Linked DNA regions of Mus musculus: region 1 is linked to region 2. The links are chromatin loops, found by intact Hi-C in ENCODE. Cell type or tissue: heart. All regions are shown on one strand. Each heading gives the region's core, and the rest is flanking DNA. Links, peaks and the distances in the headings are about the cores only.

Region 1 (10,338 bases), core at 4,905-7,404, 690 kb after region 2:
AAAGAGATGTGTAGACAAGGAAACACTAGCATGGGTAAAGTATGGAACCATCCACAACTGCAGGCATGTAAGGAATGTCTTCTATTTTCCTCCCTGGATAGCAGGGATGGGTACTCTACTTCCTTACAGGTGGTAATCCCTTAAAACTTGGGCAGTTATAGAAGAGATGACTGCAAAACGGAAATCTTTGCAGGGACTTACTTGCCTACCTTCTTTCTTAATCCCTGACTTATTCATGTATGTTTCGAGATTGGATCTCAATATGTACCCCGGAAGGAGATAACTCAATAAGTTATCCCGGAACGCTCTGCTTATTATTTGTGTGCCTTTGCACACATGGAAGATTGAGCACAGTTCGTGAGAACAGGCTCTCTGCTGCAGCCTTGTGGCCTCTGGGGATCAAACTCAGTCAGGCCTGCACATGGTGCCTCTACCCACTGAACCCCCCTGCTTTCCCTGTTGCTGTTTGTAAGCAACATGACTTTTACAGCTTAGCCATTTCTTTTGGGACTTACTTGCCTAGGTAGAATTGAATAACTGGTAATTGCCAGGCCCTGGTGTATAAAATAGTAAGATTAAAACGGTATTTTTTTCCCTAGCGCAGTAGGTTTTAATAGTGGGGGAGAAATAGGCAAAAAGGCTCCATGGATGGTGCTAGCTCTACTATTTGTGAGAAAAATACTTTTGTTGCAGGATGGCTGCCCACTTCCTGTCTTTCTGTGTCACCCTACATTTCTACCATATACTTTGGCTATATGAAGTCTTTCTCCTTAGTTGGTGGGCTAGTGCTGAAATGGTAACATTTAGTAGAATGGGGGGGGGTTCAAAAGTAACAAGTTTCGGCTAGCTGGTACTTTTCTCAAAACAACTTTAACTGTAAGGACCATATTATCTTGGTTTTATCCATAGAGGATCCTTGGTTTTCCAGCTATCGTTGATCTTGAACGTGGTGAGACTTGTGATTGTGCCCAGTCTTTAATTGAAGGACCACGTTGCTCAAGATAACTCCCTGCAGGAAGGAGGAGGTGGATGATGTACAAGGTCATTACCAGAGATGAGGAGGAAGTGACAGTGATGATCTGGACTCTGGGTGTCCTTTGAATTGTGAAAACCAGACATTTGCAATTCAGTTTGTTGTATGATATTTAAAGAGCAAGTTGTGTCAACCTGATGCAAGCTGGAGTCATCTGAGAAGGGAGCTGAATTGAGGAAATGCCTCAGTTAGATTGCCCACTGGCATGTCAATTGGGTATTGTTTTGATTAATGATTGATATGGGAGGGCTCAGCCCATTGTGGGCAGAGGCACACATTGGTAGGTGGTCTTGGGTTGTTCCAGAAAGCAGGCTGAGCAAGCCAGTGAACAGTGTGGCTTTATTATGATCCTGCTTCAGTTCCTTGAGTTCCTGCTCTGACTTCCTTGGGTGATGAACTGTAAGCTGTAGATGAAATAAATAAGCCCTTTCCTCCTCAAGCTGCTTTGGGTCACGGAATTTATCACAGCAGTTGGGATCAATATGAGGCTCTGCAGTGTTAAACTTCATGAACATAGTCTCCAGTAAATATTTACTAAATATAAAACGAGTACTCTCTAACGTTCATAATGGAACTGATGACTTGAAGAGATAGCAAGTAACTAATTTGGAAGTAGTGACTTTGATTACAGTTTTTTTTTTCAGCTGACGTTTATTTCTCTAGTTTTGCATCATTCTTAGCTAAGAAAACAAACCATTTAAACTAGTTTCTGGATGATGTAACATTTGATTACAAAGTCATGGGAAATACTTCTTTTGTTTAGGAGGAGTGACTATAAACTAAAGATGGAAAATTGTTAGGCTTGTCAGTTGATTAAAAAAAAAAACTATCAAACTTTTGGTCCTTTTACCTCATACTCCTAAGTGCTAGGATTAGCTTCTGCCTCTCAGTTAAAGAAAAGAAATGAGAAGGGGTTGGAGAGATAGTTCAGCAGTTAAGAGCACTGGGCAGCTCTTCCAGAGGATCTGGGTTCAATTCCTAGCTCGTAACTGTCTGTAACTCTAGTTCCAGGGGATCTGACCCCCCCTTACACAGATATACATGCAGGCAAAATACTGGTGCACATAAAAATAAACAAATCTTAAAAAAAAAAGAAAAATAGCAGTTCAAAGTTGGACTGTATGTATACAGATTCTCTACAGCATGCCCACCTTTTGGACCGTGCAACAAGATGTGGTCATTGGCAGAGTTTATGTTTGAGAACTACACAATTGGGAGTTGCAAGAAAAAATTGTAAAATCAGTTCGTAATGTGTATGATTTTATATTGGACCTCATCCCTAACTCTCCTCGTCCGCATTCAGCTCAGAGGCTGCAGGTTGTAACTGTGCTTAGAGTTTAGTTCTCAGCCAGGTTTGAGAGTTCTTGGTTTGAGAGTTCTTCCTTCTGGCTTCACTGATACTGCCCCAGTACTGATGGAAGACCCGGATGTTACCTGAACTGGGCTCCTGGCTCTCAACCTCAGTTCTACTTTCAGGCATGTTTGACTTGGAAATTGTAAGATAATGGCATCATTTATTCCTCTTTTAAAATATCTTCAGAGAGTCTGGAACACTTGTTGCTCTTTCATGAGACTCCTGTTTAGTTCCCAGAGTCCACATGGAAGCTCACAGTCCTTTGGAACTCCACTTCCAGGGGATCCAGTGCCCTCTTTTGGCCTTCATGGGTACCAGGTTTGCAAATGGTGAACAGCTCTACATGTGGGCAAACCATTCACAAACATAAGCAAAATGTAACTCTAAAACAATAAAGAAATAACCTTAACTGCAAGTCACTCTTGCCAAGTGACAGAGACAGCAGAGCTCAAGCGGCTGCGAGGTAAGAAAGAACATTTCACAACATCCTATTATGCTGCTGACCTTGGCCTTGCTTTTGAAGAAGGGTAGGCAGCAGATTGCTCCAGACACATGAAAAGGCAAACTAACTTTCTTTTACTGATGTTGACACTGGTTACAGAGGTTGCAAAGAGGATTGGATTGCTGTCTACTTGAAAGATGACACTTGACATTAAGTGATCACAGACATAAATGCGGAGGGGTGTCTTCAAGGCACTTTTCATCTACGATCCCACAGAAGTTAAATGTGTTTGGGTTTATGGGCAGGATTCATCAGCACTAAATACCAACATAGAATCTGGTTGGGGTGTTTTCTTAGCTAGCCACTGTATGTGAATACATAGATCGTCTTCCTTAAAAAGTATTTCATTGAGATGGAAGAAGGCTTCGCATCTGCATGAGATCTTGTAGTACTCGGACACTTCATTTCTAGTCAGTTCTTATGTGTTTTTACTTTGTTTTTCTGTGCCTGAGAGCATGCTATGTAAATGCTATACCACTGAGCTTTGTACCCTCAGCCCTAAGCTTTGATTTTGGCATTCTGGATATATGTCTTACAGTAAAGCATCTTAAATACCTGGGTAAAAAAAAAAAAAAACAAAAAAACAAAAAACAACAAAAAAAACTCCCTTGGCTATGTTCCACCAGGGATCTAAACTATTCCAGATTTTATACTTCCTAAAATAATATAACCATGTGGGGTATTGTTTGTAATCGTTGACTGGTCAATATATGAGCTCGGTCAGGACCTTTAGTTTGTGCTTTTTTAAAAATTTAATTTAATTTATTATTATTATTATTTGGTTTTTCGAGACAGGGTTTCTCTGTGTAGCCCTGGCTGTCCTGGAACTCACTTTGTAGACCAGGCTGACCTCGAACTCAGAAATCTGCCTGCCTCTGCCTCCCAAAGTGCTGGTATTAAAGGCGTGCACCACCATGCCCGATCACTTTTTTTTTAAAGGTTTATTTTATGTGAGTACACTGTAGCTGTCTTCAGACACACCAGAAGAGGGCATCAGGTCCCATTACAGATGGTTGTGAGCCACCATGTGGTTGCTAGAACTTGAACTCAGGACCTTGAAAGATCAGTCAGTGCTCTTAATCGCTGAGCCATCTCTCCGGCCCCTTATTTGTGTTTTTGGACATGGCATTTTTCATTCCTCTGTGCTCTTTTAGAACCTCATATTCATTCTTTGTTGTGCACGTGTTTTCATGGCCTGACGTTTAAATGAACTTTTAAAATAAAAATTGATTTTAAGTAAGCAAGCCAGATAATCCTCTCCCCACCTTTTAGCAGTAGCACGTATAACTGGATACTCAGTAGCTATTATTAATAACTTTTAAAAGTCTGTAATCATCTAGTTGGACGAGAAGATTTGCCTCGTCTGTGACCTTCTCCTGGTGTACCTCTTTATCTATATTAGGCTGCTGTCTCCTGAAAATGTTGTTTATTGAACACCAAGTTCCATGAGGGCAGAGCACAGCTTATGGGCTGTTTCTTGAACAGATGCTTGCACATGCATTTGTAACTACTAAGGATTTGGGAGAGTAGCTGTTTTTGAATGTGACAGAAAACAGTTGTCAAGACTGTATTTTAACTTTTAATTCATTTCCTAATCAACTCTCCATGGTATGGTGATTACAAACCAATCAGGGGATCCTTCAGGATTTGTTTCTTGCTTCAGTAAACTTGGTCCAGCAGAGTCATACCATTTGTATATTTAAGGGAGACTCAATGGCATAGCTGCCTCTACAGTTTTGTGTTATAATGTTAGAAGGTGTGATGATTTACTGATCAAGAGTTTAGTTTACCTATTATGAATCCTTAGGAATGGCTTAAATAAATGACTCCTTTTTAAAAACGGTCTTATGTATGTATGTATGTATGTATGTATGTATGTATGTGAATACACTGTAAATTCTTACAATTGGTACATACTTTTGTTTTCTGGCCCCGCCCGCTCCAGTCCCACTTGCTCATTTACATTTACTAACATACATTTATTTACTATATGTGAGTACACTGTCACTGCCTTCAGACACACCAGAAGACAGCTTTGGATGCTCATTACATGAGCCACCATGTAGCTGCTGGGAATTGAACTCAGGACCTCTGGAAGAGCAGTCGGTGCTCTTAACTGCTGAGCCACCTCTCCAGACCGATAATCTGTATTTTTAATTGTGACATTAATGCTGATCTTACTGCTTTTAAATGAACACGTTTTATTTGGAGCGATATTAAGCCCATAGAAAATATATTAGAGATGGTGCTACAGTCCATGTATAATTTGTACTGTTTCCCCTAATTTCAACATTGTTTATAACATAACAGTGGCAAAGCAATTAAGCTAGAATTCACTTTGTATTACCTAGGTGTTGATTTCTGTCACAGCATTCAAAGTACTCTATACATTTATTTTAGAATATATAGAGACAATTACAAAAATAAAGTATGGGTAATCCTAAGAGACAACTGAGTTTTAGCATTTTTTAAATAGACACCTTTGTCTGTTTTTCTATGGAGAATATAAGCCCATTTCTCACAAACTCTGGATTTCCCTAAAAGATAGGCTGCCAAACATATTTTAAATACATTTTTGAAATTTTCCTTTTTACACTTAAATATAACATGTCTTTTCTTTGGTAATTTTTTACTTATATCTGTTGTTTTTTTAATATGTTATTCCTTCACCTTAAATACTTTGTTGTATCTCTGTTCAGTTAATTCTTTATTACATTAAGTAAAAGGCCAACTATGTTTCCAATGCTTTTTTCACCTTAAAAAAAAATAGAACTATTACCTTTCAGCCGTAGTACTGGATTAATAATATATGCGTATGTCAAATTGAACTATTTAAGTTTGTGGAATTAAAAAAAATGTATGTAGTGAACTTTTGACTGTCATACTTTTATGTGGTTCACCCTGAATTTTGCAAATGCTTTCTAGGTTTTTCTAATCCCTCTTTCTCCACTGAGAATCTCCACATTTAGAATAGGGTACTGACATACATATTTAGGCCAAAGTGGTAACTAAACTTACCTTCCTCAAGTCTCATAACCTACTTAAGGCCTATGACGACAGAACCTTGAATGTGTTGCCTATCAGTATAGAAACTGACTGGAGTTTTCAACTTAAGCTCTGTAAAACAGCCTGATCTGTCTCCAGGTTCATTTCTGTGTTGCCTAGCTAGTTACAGTGCTGCCACCCAGTGGCAATGTATAGAAACGCTGCTATTATTGCTGCATTTATTTTTCACCATTTCAAATACTTTTTCTTGTATGTTCTTCTTTGTTCATGGTTTCATCTTCTGTTTTTTTTTCCTCCACTCAGGCCACTAATATTTGCGTGTTTCAGCTGATATTTAGGGAGCTGAACACGAGCTGTATAACGTGGTTCTGATAGTCTATTTAAATAAAGACTTTGGAATATGGGACACGATATTAATAATAAGCGTAAACATACCGAGTGGATTCTTGTTTGCTCTGCTTTATGAAGTTATGGTTCTTTGCACAAAAGGGCACTTATTTTGTATTTTGGTAAGAATATGATACTTCTTTTGATGTTTAATGGAAAACTTCTCGTTGTATAAGAAGAAACACTCCTGTAATATGTGAAGAGCTCATACTTCAGCGTAGCATGAAAGCTGTAGCTTAGAAATTCTTCCTCAATTTCCTCTTGCTGTTATTTGCCATTGTCTGACTGGTCATTTCATTCAATATTCATTTAAGGAACACTTAACTAAGCATCTACTTGGAGTCTGCCCTGTACCCGTATGGTGCTCCCCAGTGTTGCAGTGGTGATCAAGAGAAGCATGGCCTTCATCTTAAATAATGAGAGAACTAAAGCAGGAGACCACAAGTAGAAGTTTAAGTGCGGAGCTCCAGAGTGCTTTGAGGGCCAGTGTCAAATGCATGTGACACAGATGGACAGTCAGAGAGGGCTTTCTACCAGAACTGCTTAAATGAAGATGTAAAGGAAGCCGGAAAAGGGAAGAATAGAATGTTCCTGACAGAAGAGAAATGATGTGCTAGGAAAGGAGGTGAAAGACCAGAAGTCATTGCTTTTGAGAAACTATAAGTTCATCATGGCAAAAGGTGTGGGCACTAGCCGTGCTCTCCCTATTTTATACTTGTGGTAACTGGATCTAAGAGGTCACCAGCCTCCAGTAAGTGGCCCAGCCAGCAGTTGAACATAAGTTGTCTAGTTGTGGCATATTGACCCCTGTTTGTTCTGCAGGCTGCCTTTCATCTGGGCTGCCTTAAGCTCGGGTGAAGCATGGTGCCTGTGAGCCGGTGAGAGCTCTGCTCTCATTTCTTAGCATGCTGAGGCTGCACTGGAGACCCAGAGAATTAACTATTCCAGCAGCTGGCATTTATAGGGTCTGCATTAGTTTACAAACATTCAGATTCGCTTTAGTCTTTTGTCATTGGCTGGTAGTCAAACAAGCATTATTTGATATGCATTGCTAAGGTTTCCAGAAAAGTATAGATGGGAAATTATAACTGGTTATGTTATGTTATGTTATGTTATGTTATGTTATATTATATTATATTATGTTATTTATTTATTTATTTACTGCCAAAAAAAGCCTCCAGAACACAAGATGTTCATTAATCTGCAAAAGGTAGAAATTTTGTTTGATTTCTGAAGTTAACTTGTCAACATATTTTTTTTGATTTTCAGTGTTAAATTGGAACTCAGTTTCAATATTTGAACTATTGTCTTTTAAACTTGCATGAATGTAAAAATAAAAATTAAATGGAGATATTTCTTCCACTGCATATGTTTTATTTCATCTTAAAATATAAACTTTTGGGCTGGAGAGATGGCTCAGTGGTTAAGAGCACTGACTGTTCTTCCAGAGGTCCTAGCAACCACGTGGTGACTCGCACCCATCTGTCATGGGATCCAATGCATTCTTCTGGTGTGTGTCTGAAGACAGCTGCAGTGTACTCATATAAATACAAAAAAAAAAATAAATCCTTAATCCTTTTAAGATGAAGATTTTAATTTGGAATCAAGGCATTATTGTAGATTTTAGGTGGATTGTAAATGCTCAGTTGTACATAAGCTAAAATTGTAGCTTTTGTAAGACTATAACGTATGTGCACACATATGTGAAGGAGAAGTAGGGGATGACAGACAGACAGAAGAGACAGTGAGGTTAATGCTGTGTAGCTAGTGTTCTTGTTACTCATGTATGACACATGACTATGGATTCAAAGAAGAGTTTGAACCTGCAAGTGTTTTCAGTATAGTGATCATACATCTATCTGTATTTTCTGTATGTGGGATAACTAGAGACAACTTTTTTTTTCTAAAAGAGGAGTCTGATTCTACTGTAGGATGACAGCTCAGCTACAGTTCTTGGGAAGCTTGGAGATGTGACCACGCTGATTCTCCTTTCTTCGTGATAAATCATGGTTTTTGGAATCTAGCTTCTCAAGTGTTACTTCTGTGCAGTTATAGCTAAGTTTCCTTTAACGTGGAAGGCAACGTTGTTTTGAGTAAATCTCTTGTTGTGTATTGCAATAAACTCCTGTGCATAGCACATGGCTTTCTTGCCTAGTCGTCAGGATTGTGAACTTCCTGCAGCACGGCCCTCTTGAGGTTACTGCAGGACACTTTCAGAGACCCGTTGACCTTACAGGAAGTGAGATTACTTAATGATGCTTTACGGCTGCCTGAAACATTCTGAAATGAAAACTTTGAGGGAGAGAAATGATTCAGCCTTTCTCTGCGTCCTACTTTGTGAAATCATCCAGGGCACATTTATAAGGTATCACATTTCCTTGCAGTGTCTCAAAGCAAGACTGTGTTTGGTAAAGTGATAGTCTCTAAAGTTTCATGTTTGTTTCCAGAGGCCAGATATTAAACAAGAGGTACTAAAAAAGGGTTCACTATTGAAATCCCTTCAAAGACCCTCTGATTACCAGTGTAGAAAGCAATACTCTGTAGTCTACACACAGACATTAAAAGGGTTATTAAGTATTATATTATGTAGTTGTCTTCTATCATTTGTATTCTTGTTTGTTTTAATAGGAAAGATAGATGGAGCGGTGGACTCCAGACATTATTAACACTTTCATTTGTGTGTGGGACGCTTCATAGTTGCTGGCTTTTTAATGGCATCTATTTATTTAGTGGTAGTTGAAATATTTCTGGGGTGACTCGTGGGACCACAACAGTAATATTTTTTTTTGCTAGTATTTGCTCATTTATTTGTGCAGAGGGATGAAAATAAGGCCCTTGGCCTACTAGGTAAGCACTCTTCCCCTGACCTGCAGCCACACCATGCCTTTGTTAGTTTCATTTTAACAGAGGGAATGGCAAGGATGCTTAGTCTTAGCAAACAGCATTATAGTTATAATAAGAAAAAGGTTGTTGATTTGACTTTAAATCTGGTTGAAAGATGGAAATATCGGGTGGCTGTAGTGCACAATTTTAATCCTGGCACTCAGGAGGCAAAGACAGTCAGATCTCTGAGTTCGAGGCCAGCCTGGTCTACAGAGTGAGTTCCAGGACAGCCAGGGCTACACAGAGATACCCCATTTTGAACCCCTCCTCACCCACCCTAAAGAAAAAAAGAAAACAGAGGAAGTATTCAATCTAATTGTATTAGTATATTTGAAATCAGATCTTGGCTTCTTTTTAAGTATCACTTATTCTCCTGAGTTGGTTCAAATTTTACCTTTGGGGATGATATATTGATTGTCACTTATCAACACAGAGAAATATATCAGCATAAATTAGAACTAACTGAAAGTCTTTCTTATTATTAGTGAAACATGGATTATATTCTCTGTGGAAGCTTTAAAAAGATCTAAGACAAATTTAAGGATAACGTTTTTTTTTTTAAAGCCACCTATAATTCTGCAATCTGGACATTTCCGTTTTGAAGTGTTGCTTAGATGCTGCTGTTCTTGGTTTTTCTCCTATCTATAAACACCATTCTTCTTCTTTTTTTTTTTTTTCAAGACAGGGTTTCTCTGTGTAGCCCTGGCTGTCCTGTAACTCACTCTGTAGACCAGGCTGTCTTCAAACTCAGAAATACGCCTGCCTCTGCCTCTGCCTCCCGAGTGCTGGGATTAAAGATGTTTGCCACCACCGCCTGGCTCAATACCATGACGATAGATAAGGCATTCTGTCAGTCCGTGGATGGTGGTTTTAGCAGAGGCTTTACGTGCAGGAAAGGCAAATCTATAACCAGAATAAGTGTCTACTCCAGTAAGAACAAAACGCTGTCCTTTCCACAAAGGAAGTGGTCCAATGTAGTCAACCTGCCACCAGGTTGCTGGCTGGTCACCTCGAGGAATGGTGCCATATCTGGGGCTCAGCGTTGGTTTCTGCTGTTGGCAGATCTGGCATTCAGCAGCCGCTGTAGCCAGGTCAGCCTTGGTGAGTGGAAGCCCGTGTTGCTGAGCCCAAGCATAACCTCCATCTCGACCACCATGGCCACTTTGTTCATGT
Region 2 (10,338 bases), core at 5,060-7,559:
GACCGGTTTCTAAAACAGAATTGTTTTCAACAAACTCCTCCCATCCAGTCCTACTTCTTCTTTTTTTTTTTTTTCTTTCATATGGAATGACACAGATCTGCCATGATCTTTCCCTCAGCAACCATATGTCTGGCAAGAGTCTCAGAGAGAAAATATTTCCCAGATGGTTTTGTTTATGTCAGCCTACTATGTGCCAAACACCATTCTAGATGAGAGGGGGCACATTGCTAAGGCATGGAGACAAGGCCCCTGGCCTCTTAGAGGTTTCATTCCAAATGGGTGAAACATACCATAAGCAGACAATATAAACAGGCAAAATACCCAGAGAGATAACGATTAAGAAATATTAAGAAGGGACTGAGATAACTATTGCTAGCAAGAAAGGGAAAAAAAGCCTCATCTTTAGAGTAACATTACAAAGTTGAGAACCAAAGGTTAAGATGAATCCTCCCATGCCAGAAGCAAGAGCAAAGACAATCCAGGCAAAAGCAGTATGCACAAAGGCCCTGGGGCAGGAAAAGACTTTGGGAGTGTTCCAGAAACTAACTGAAAGACCAGTGTCGTGCGTGCAATAATGGTCCCTGGCAGGGAGGTAAAACAAGCAAGAAGACTGCATGCATATTGAAGCTGAGAAAGCCCGGAAAGATTAATAGACTTACCCACAATGCCTCGCACACAGTAGGCGCTCCATATACTGCAGACAGCTCAGCCAGTAGGGCGGGGCTCAGGCCCTTTGCTTTCCAAATTCGAAGTGAGATTTCCCACCAGAACTAGGAATCAGCTACCCAGGGAGACTGAAACATACAGTCTTTTTTTGTTGTTGTTGGTAGTGGTGGTGAGTCATAGGCAATGCGCATTAGAGTGTGGGGTCGAGTGGCCCCAGCTGCTGCCTGTGTGCAAGGGGCGGGGGTGGGCTCAGGCTGGGGCCGAAGCTTTTTAGCATGTTTATGATGAGCTGAAAGCACTCACTGCTTAATTTAAAATACCGCTCACACATACACATACAATTCAGCAGCTGGGGGAGCTGCCAGGAATTGAGGCTAAGTGTAGAAAATTGGAGGGATCAGGAATATCAGGTACCCAGCCCTATTTCCCAGCTCCCAAGGGCTCTCTGTGATCCCATCGAGTCTCATCTCCTGGAACAAACTCCTGAAAGTCAAGACATAGATGGGGACAGCAGCAGTTTGGAAAACAGAGACCTCTGCAGAAGCCTCCAGCCTAGCCACACTGGTAGCCCCACCCGGTCTTCAGCTCGCCTGCCTTCCTCTGCATCCACGCCTTGTAGCCCAAACCCACCCCCTTGGAGAGGCCTCCTCCTCTAGGCACCTCCCAGCTCTCCTTGAAATCTGACAGTTGGGAAAACTCATTTGGTCCAGATTGCTGACTGCCTAGGCTGGCTGCTGCTCTTTCCGGGGTGTGTATCTTGTCTCCCCAACCACACGGGGGCCCCCATCACATGCTCAAGGACTGAGAGCCTTCTTTTGTGTTTCTTCTAGCTGCTCTCTTGGCAGAAGCCTTTGTACACAGAGAGAGGCTCACGGACAATAGCATGACCGTGTGTCCTCTGAAAAGCTTTTCTGGATTGAGTACCTGGTCGTAACAGAAGGGCATGATCATCATCTCGACAAAGAGATGGACAATATCTGGGGGCACCGTGTACACAGAAGGTAGTCCAGGGACAAAGTAGCCTGTCAGTCATGATGCTATGTGTTCATCACGTTGAGCCTCTTGTTCATAACATTCCTTCTGACCAGAAAACGGTCTCTGCCAAAACTACCTGTACGAATATCTATTTGCCCATAAAAGCCAAAGCCATGGAGAGCTATGAAGCTCTCCCAGCTGAGCCCTAAGCACCCTTCCTCCCTTCTATGGCGTTTGTGATACACATCGATGAACTAGAATAACCCAGTTCCAGATCTCAGCTCCATCTCTTCCCAAAATAACATCCATGCTCTGAAAAAGAGAATGCCAGCAACAGCCTCAATGGGCCAGGTGACCCAAGGAAGGACATCCACAGCCTTCTCAGCCCAGGACAGGACCTCCAGAGCACACAAAAAAGTACTTAGTGTCGTCTTCATTGTTTCTGGGAAGGAGCCAAATGAACAGTTAAAACTGCAAACTTGAGAAGCAGTCTCGCCTAGGTTCCAGGGCTGGTGTGGTCACTTCCTAAGTACATGACCTTGGGCCAGTCACTTCCTCTCCGAGGCCCACTTTCCTCACATGTAAAGTGGAAGTAACCAAAAACCCTTCCCCATCACAGACCATGTTGGGAAGGTTCAAAGGCAACACGGACGCAAGGCGAGTTTGTCCCATAAAAGTTGTTCCCGGGTCTACACAGCTGTAGGACCCAGCAAACTCCTTTAAGGGCACAGACAAGATTTTTCTTGATCTTCGAATCTCTGCCGCCTAGCTGAGCCCAGAACCTCTGCAGCTGGCAGGCCTACAATAAATCATTGTTGAATTGAATTGAAAACCCAAACCAGATGTGCCTCCTCCCCTGTCAGATGAAGCTTTCAAGCTGGTGGGCTGGGCCTGCTACTACTCCTCCTCCTCCATCCAGCCGAGCTGCCACCATTGTCTAGGCTTGGCTCTAGGGAACAAGGCTGTGACTGGGCCTGTTGGGAAAGGTAGGAATGAGAGGTGTGAGCCGAGGGGGAGGGAAGGCCACTCTCCCTCCCTGTGTACCTTATGCAAATTACCTTGGAAAGGCACTATCTTGGCGTCTCGCGTTGAAACAAAAAGAGGAGACAAACCAAAAGCCCTTCAGGAGCCCAGCAAGCCGCAAATGAAGCCCGCCTTGCCTTTAAAACACTGAAAAATCACACCAGTTCAATCCATGAAGGGCTCTGGTGAAGGACCTCTTCTTTATCTGTGGAACCAAGCTTTGGAGAGGCTCAGCTCTGAAAACTGAACACTCCACTTCCAATCCGAGCCCAGTCCTTATTCACAGAAGCTACCTGCCGCTAAGGCCACTCTTGCCTTGGTACAGAAGATGGCATTTACCATCCCCCACCCCCACCCCCACTCTGCAAGACACCCCGCCCCCACCCTGGTTGAAAGGTACAGGCTGGGGATGTGTGTTGGAGAGGAACCTATGTGTTATGCAACACAAGATCAAGGTTAAGAAGCAGACCCTAGAACACGGCAGACTAGATGGTGACTCTGGCTTCGTCACATGCTAGCTTTCCTGATCCCTAGCAAGTGACTTAACCTCTCTGCCTCTGTGATCCCACCACTCACATGGAATTAATAATAGTACTTCACACAGGCTTTAAGGACTAAATGAACTAGTGTTTATAAAACCCTGGCCACATGCACGGCACATGGGAAACACTAAACTGTTTGTTAACTGAAAAGATAAATGTATACCGCAGCTCCTCTACGGGTACACTCGTGGAGAGGCAAGGTTGCCAAATGGTTAAAGATGGCCAGCTGAGCTGGCCTTTGAACCCTGGTCTCAGAATTTCCAAGTAAAATCTGAAGCTCAGTTTTCCAGTCTCTAACATGGGGCTAAGGAGAATCTCCAGGAAAACATCACTCCAGGGTTTAAATGAGGTACCCCCACATTCCCAAGCACAATGCCAGCAGTGCCGGGCGTGCGTGCGGGTGAGGAAGTACCCAATAAAAGCAGAGCACTCATCCGCTGAATCTTTGGGAACTGCCACCCCGATTTTTCCCCCTTTTCTTCTGGGTTAACTCACGGCATGTAGCTTTGGAAATCCTGCCACAGTAAATGAACAATTTCATCATTTTGCCAATGAAATTCCTAAACATGTTATTCAGGAGCCAGAAAGAGGGAAAACATTTCAGTCACCTCTGTACCAACCAAGTATGGGCAGTTCGTTTTCCTGTTTAGCAAACCTCACCACCACCACTACCACCACCACCACCAGCACCACCACCACCAGCACCACCCCAGCAGCAGAAGTCACTCTGCAATATAAAATTGAAGGAATGAGTGTTTTACTGCAAACAAAAGCCATCTTTGTTTGCTGCACAACTTTAGGAGAGGAAAAAAAAATACCTCAACCCAGGAGCTTGGAAAATTCTTGAAAGTTCTCATTTTATTCCAGCAAATCCAACAAAATTGGCAAGGTTTCTGGACATGTGAACCTGAGTCAGGATGAGCCACCTCTACCCACTTGTCTCCCCACGGCACCCAGAACCCAGGAGGAGAGTCTAGTGGGCATCAATACATATTGACTGTCGATCCCTCCATGACAGCCCCAGACTCCTGCTTCTATGATGTCGGCCACTTGGCCAAAGCACTCGCAAAGTCGTGCTAAAGAACATTTTGCAAACAGGAAGGGAAATAAAAAAACATCCATCAACTCACCACGCTAACACAACTCTTAATTTGTGTGGAAAACTTCTCCTGCAGTCTTTATCCACGTGCAGACATATTTTTACAGCACTGTAGTCATAAGGAAAAACTGCAGCAACTCCAGCCAAGAGCCAGATACCATACAGCTCATGTCACTAAACTTTCCAAGTGAGGGCTTTCTTCTCCCTCGTTCACTCCATTCATTCATTCAGTCAGTCAGTCAACAAACATGGGTTTTAAGCAGCCCCGAGTGCTATGCCCTGGAGAGTACTGAGTTAACAAAGGCACAGTACCCACCTTTAAGCGGCTCCCTGTTTATTGAAGGAAACAAGAAAAGTCAGCGGGAAATGACAGGATGCTGGAATCAATGTGTAAATACTGCATAAAAGCACAGAAGAGGTGCATTTAAGGGAGACTGGAAAGGAGTACTGAAGACAGGAAAGGGTGGAGGGCAGAGGAAAACAGGGTGTTGTTGGGTAGCCCAAAGTAATCCTGTTCTAGGGAGGTGGCAATGGGTGTAGTAAGAAAGAAAGGTGGCAAGATCAAAGATTTCTTGGGCATCGGGAAGGCTGGGCAATGGTTTGGAAGAGCAGGAAGATGCTCATTTTGGGAAGGTGGTCCGAGCAATATGCTTGCAGCCAGACTGGAGGGTGTGAGATAGTTAACAGTTAACGGAGGACAAATCACAGTAATCTCTCAAGATGAAGGGTTTTGTGACCTCTCTACTTACAAACCATATCTCCACCCGCCTCCGCCACCCCCACCCCACCCCCGAGCAAGCGCTTCACCTCTCTGTGCCTCTGTCTCCTTCTCTGTACAGTAAGAATCACAACAACATCGCTCTCTGTGGAGCTGCTAGGAGGATTCTGTAAGATGCTGCAGGCAAAGCACCTGTCCCAGAGGCTTGTTATAGGAGACGCTCAATCCATGGCACTATTACTTCCCTTCATCCTCTCTGTCCTTCTCCTGACCCTTCCTTAAAGCCTGCTACACTATTAAGCATGGAAGTGGCTGAGACAAGACCATCTCACTCCAGAGGGCAGTGGAGAAAGTTTGAAAATGCCATTGTCAGGACAACTACTGAGGATTCTTTAGATGAGCCAAGGGCCCCACAGAGGTGGGAAACTGTGACTTCCTACTGGGACTAATTAACAAAGTGATCCAGCTTCCTCTGTCAAGGAGGAGACGATCAGTTAAATTTATCCAGACTTTGGATTTTGCCTCATGGATGTGACGAAGGAGTTGTCAAAATAGGCAAAATCTTGAAGTCCGTGTTCCTTGAGTTAGATTGAAGCACGCAGCCTCCAATCTCATTTCTGCCGCAACCTGACTGTTGGACTTTAGGTAAGTCACTCAACCTCTCTGATCCCCAGCAATCTCATTTTATAAAGAACAACAATAGCTGTCTCATACAATGATTGTGAGGATGGCATTAAAATATAGAAATGATGGCATCATAAGCTTATTATGTGTCTGGCACATAGATATTCACTAATGTTCTTACCGTTGGTGATTTTCGAGAATGAAGGGGGAAGCAAGTAAGGTAAGAGGGTTTGATGGAATGAGAACATGGATGGAGGAGCTGCAAACGCCTGGCAAACCTCCTGAGGTAATGAGAGGAGCTTTGAGGTCAGCAGACAGGATGTGGATGGAGGAGGTTCTAGCTGATGATGAAGCATGGTAAGGCTACAAGGGAGGTGTGTCCCGCACATGGACCATGGATGTTAAACTCACCAATATTGATGTCAGGACTTGGGGTGGAGAAGAAGACAGTGAGCCAGATGTTGAACTCTTCCTTGAATGTGGGAGTGGGGGGTTGACCAAAAAGAAGAGCCGACGAGGAGAGAAGAGGGTGCTGTAGCCAGATGGCATTAGAAGGAGGAGTTCTTGGCGGAGGATGGAGAACTAAACGATCTGGAAGCAGACAGGGGAAGCTGGAGCACAGACCCCACCTCCCAGCCCCAGGGTGCCTGTAGTGGAGGAGTGCGGGAAGTGGCCACTAGAGGGCGCTGCCTGCAAAGCTGTGAACTCGGTGGCGCGACTCAGGTTTCAGCACTTCCAGAAGGGAAGGCAGACCTAAGATTGTTGTGTAGGAAAGTTTATCCCGAGTAAACAGGGAGTCGATTGTGGGGTGACACTTCTAGAGGGCACTGAGAGGAGTGGAAAGGGGCAGTAGTGGGGAATTCGATGGGTCGGGGGTGCAGTGGGAGGATGAAGGGGAGAGAACGGGCCAAGGACAGGAAGGCTTAGCACTTGGGCTGTAGCCAAGGACAGGGGGATGTGAAGCCTGGTGGGATTAACTGTCCTTGAAGTTATAAATGGAGATTTTGTCCCCCTCTTTACATCTTTTGTTTATTATAAAACTAACACATGCTTGTCTCAAAGGAGTCTAATCATTACTAAGGTGAAAATCTATCTCCTGGAGCCTGTTTGCCAAAAGCAAGAGCTGTTCGTGCAATAGCCTTAACAGAAATCATAGCCTACAATGTGATTTTTGTCACAATGCTCTATTGAGCATCTCTGCCTGTCCATGTACAAAGATCAAGCTTGTCCTTATTTGGGGAGATGCTGTCATTGTCACCAATCGTAGTCTAACTAGAATAGACCTGGATAGCAACTATTAGCTAGCTGCTCCGTGCTAGTTGTCACCAGAGCATCCACTGTGAGCACTGTCTCATTTGCTCTTCATAACCTCATGGTGGAGATTTATGACAATTCTCCCCGTTTTTGGTGGTGAGAAAATCAAGTTGTGTTTAGAAACATCTTCAACATAAAGGCAGTGTGATAATAATGGAGCCCAAGTTTTATATACATATATATATATGAATTGTGTGTGTTCATGTATGTGTGGGCACATGTGTACCCCAACATATGTGTGGCAGCCACAGAGTAACCTAGGGTATCTGCTTTACCTTGGTTCTGGAGATTCAGTCTTAGATCCTTGTACTTGAGTGGCAAAGCACTTTGCCCACCAAGGCATCTCCCTAGCCCCCAAGCCCAAGTTCTTCCTTGGAATCACAAAAAAGTGTATGACTGTGCTATTTAGATATGCTATAATGAGTTAACCAAATCGTTACTCACATCATTTTTGGTTCTTTCTTTCTTTCTTTTTCTTTCTTTTTTTTTTTTTTTTTTTTTTTTTTTTTTTTTTTTTTTTTTTTGGTTTTTCGAGACAGGGTTTCTCTGTGTAGCCCTGGCTGTCCTGGAACTCACTCTGTAGACCAGGCTGGCCTCGAACTCAGAAACCCACCTGCCTCTGCCTCCCAAGTGCTGGGATTAAAGGCGTGCGCCACCATGCATGGCCATTTTGGTTATTTCGATTTTATGTCTGTTTACAAGTAATCTTTTAGTGAGCAAGCAATACTTAACATGGAGAATTTTGACAGTATGACATTTCCATCTGGAAGTTGTTCTTATTCAGATGTGCACCACGCGTACGTGGGTGTGCTTGTTGTTACCACATCCTCACAAAGCCTAGGCTTTTGCAACTTTTTTTTTTAATTTGGCCCATTTGAAAGATGAAAATGGCATGTCAATCACCTTGACGCTGTCTTAATTTGCATCTCTTAATTATTAGTGTTTTACGTACCTTTTCAAATGGCATAAAAATTTTTTGTGTGTTTTTATTTTTGCTGTGTTTTTTTTTTTTTTAGTATACTGCTAGTAGATTGCGTATCGGTATTACAATAATCTACAAGAGCTCTCTCATCCATTCCCTCAACACTCCTTTCTCAAATACCAGGCACTATCCTAGCACAAGGACTATGGTAGTGGCGAAGTGAAATCTCATCCTTCATGAAGTCGATTTGAATGTATGGGAAGTAGATAATAAGCAAGCAAATAATCACCTGTGCAATTTCACATCGCTGTAGATGGGCTAAAGGAAAGAGGGCACTTCTTGTAATAGAGCTCTCACAAATAATATTGACAGGACTGACTCACCATAGTTTCACTGTGGTTTTCAATACAACCTGTGTGAAAGTCATACACATTCTACAGAAACCTAGAAGCCATCTTTCCAACTTTGAATGGGAATCTTTTCTTGGGCTAGTGATACACTGCTCCCTACTCTGTCACAATGCTGGGCAGCAGCAGGTTCCCCAGTCAGGTATATGATGGTGAGTGGCACAACTGGTACTCTCCAGTGTACTGGGTTGTTAAGCAATGATGCTCGGTGTGATAAGTATATCCACTGCATTTTCTATTGATGATGTGTTCAATTTATAAAGGGTTTAAGAGGCTATAACGCCATCATAACTTGGTATCCCAATGACTAGCCTGCCTCTTATACTCTGCTCGATCCTTTGGTTTTTGGTTTTTGTTTGTTTGTTTGTTTGTTTGTTTTTGTTTTGTTTTTGTTTTTGACTTAGCCATACCAAAGTTGTAAGATATTTTTTTTCATTTCAGTGCAATTAGGGGGCAGTTTATTGGGCTTACACTTTCAGATCATAGTCATCATTGAAGGAACTCAAGACAGGAACTCAGACAAGAGCAGAAACCTGGAGACAGGAGCTGATGACGAGGCCACAAAGGGGTGCTGCTTACTGACTTGTTCCTCATGCCTTGCTCAGCCTGAGAACCCAGGACCCATCAGCTTAGGGATGGCACCACCCACCAAGGGCTGCACTCTCTACTCCTGAACACCAATGAGAAAATGCCTTAAAGCTGGATCTCATGGAGGCATTTCCTCACCTGAGGCTCCTCCCTCTCTTATGCCCAGTTGATACACAAAACCAGGCAGTACAACTGACCCCTTGTCAACTTGACACACAAACACATCACTCTTAAGCCACAACCTTTCCTTTTTATTTATCCCCAAGATCTCACATTAAAAACATAGATAATTTAAAAGTCCTACAGTCTTTACAAATTCAAACACATTAATATTTTAGTCCCCTTAGAATAGCCAATTTCTTTTAAAATCAGAAGGCTTTTAAAACTCATAGTCTGTCCATTGTGACCTCCAGTAAAATAAAAATAAAACCAATCACTTTCTTACTTCAAGAGCGAAAATTCAGGGCACAGTCACAATGAAAGCAAAGCAAAATCAAATTCCAACTGTCCAATGTCTGGGATCCACACATGACCTTCTGGTCTCTGTCATAGGCGTCACTTCTCCAGCTCTGCCCTCTGTAGCACTCTAAGCTCAGGTTGATCCACTCCACTGCCGCTTCTGTTCTTGGTGATCATCCCATGGTACTGGCATCTCCAGTATGCTGGGTTCTTCTGCTGCAACTAGGCTTCACCAATAGCCTCTCATAGGCTCTCTGCATGTTGCCAAGCCTCAACTTCTTTGCATGATCCCTTCAGTCCTGGGCTGTCAACTACAACTGAGGCTGCACCTTCACCAGTGGCCTTCCATAACCTCTCACAGGCCAAGCCTCAGCTGTTCTTCATGACCCTTTCACGCTTTCAAAGCCAGTACCACCCGGGTGACTCTTACACATTACCAAGTCCAGCCGCAGCACGAGGTACAACCTTGGCTATCTCTGGAACACAGCTTATTTGTGCTTCCAGAAAACACTTCCCAGAAGATTTCACCTCAGTGATGCTGGTCTCTTCATAATCACTGCTAATTTCTTAGCTCTAGCCAACCAGCATCAAGTATCAGTGCAATTTTATAACTACTAAGTCCTCTCATTCCTCATATCTTTATCCTTATTTCAAAAATTATCATCTTTTCCTCTATTTTTTTTTACTACTGGTGCCATCATTTTGTGGTTATTGGTTTTATGATACATATTTTTAAGTTGTTGAATTTCTACATAATAAATCTCTGTCATTATCTTTTCTTTGCAACTCCTGAAGTTTCTTTGCTGAATTTGCTGGAACTGTGTACTTCAAAATACTTAAATATTCTCCTATGCTTTTGCTTTTTAGCTTCTAAAATTTTGATATTTTATAATCTAATTTGATATTTGGTCTTTTAAAGTCCCCTTTTGAGACTGCTTTTATGTATCTCAGACTGTCCTCAAACTCAGCCCTCCTCTGATTTTTGTTTGGTAGGGGTGACA

What was found. Peaks named below come from ENCODE experiments on the same cell type or tissue, not always from the same donor. Only the 100,000 strongest peaks of a DNase experiment are listed, where the experiment ranks them.
Region 1: it touches region 2 in a loop (2.9-fold over the local background); 3 of 42 quality-filtered maps call a loop at or near these places.

Annotation. Positions count from the first base shown.
Region 1 is chrX:142,368,300-142,378,637 of GRCm38, reverse strand. The region is part of intron 1 of Acsl4 (acyl-CoA synthetase long-chain family member 4); the gene reads left to right. Among named protein-coding and RNA genes, the nearest start is that of Acsl4, 17 kb to the left of the region's middle. In heart, for the core only: a CTCF peak has its summit at 6,083 (motif pointing left); no DNase peak of the experiment used is centred there.
Region 2 is chrX:143,055,004-143,065,341 of GRCm38, reverse strand. It overlaps a transcript of Rtl9 not described here. Among named protein-coding and RNA genes, the nearest start is that of Rtl9, 39 kb to the left of the region's middle. In heart, for the core only: a CTCF peak has its summit at 6,319 (motif pointing right); a DNase peak (open chromatin) is centred at 6,351; H3K4me3 peaks cover 412 bases; H3K27ac peaks cover 282 bases; H3K27me3 peaks cover 331 bases.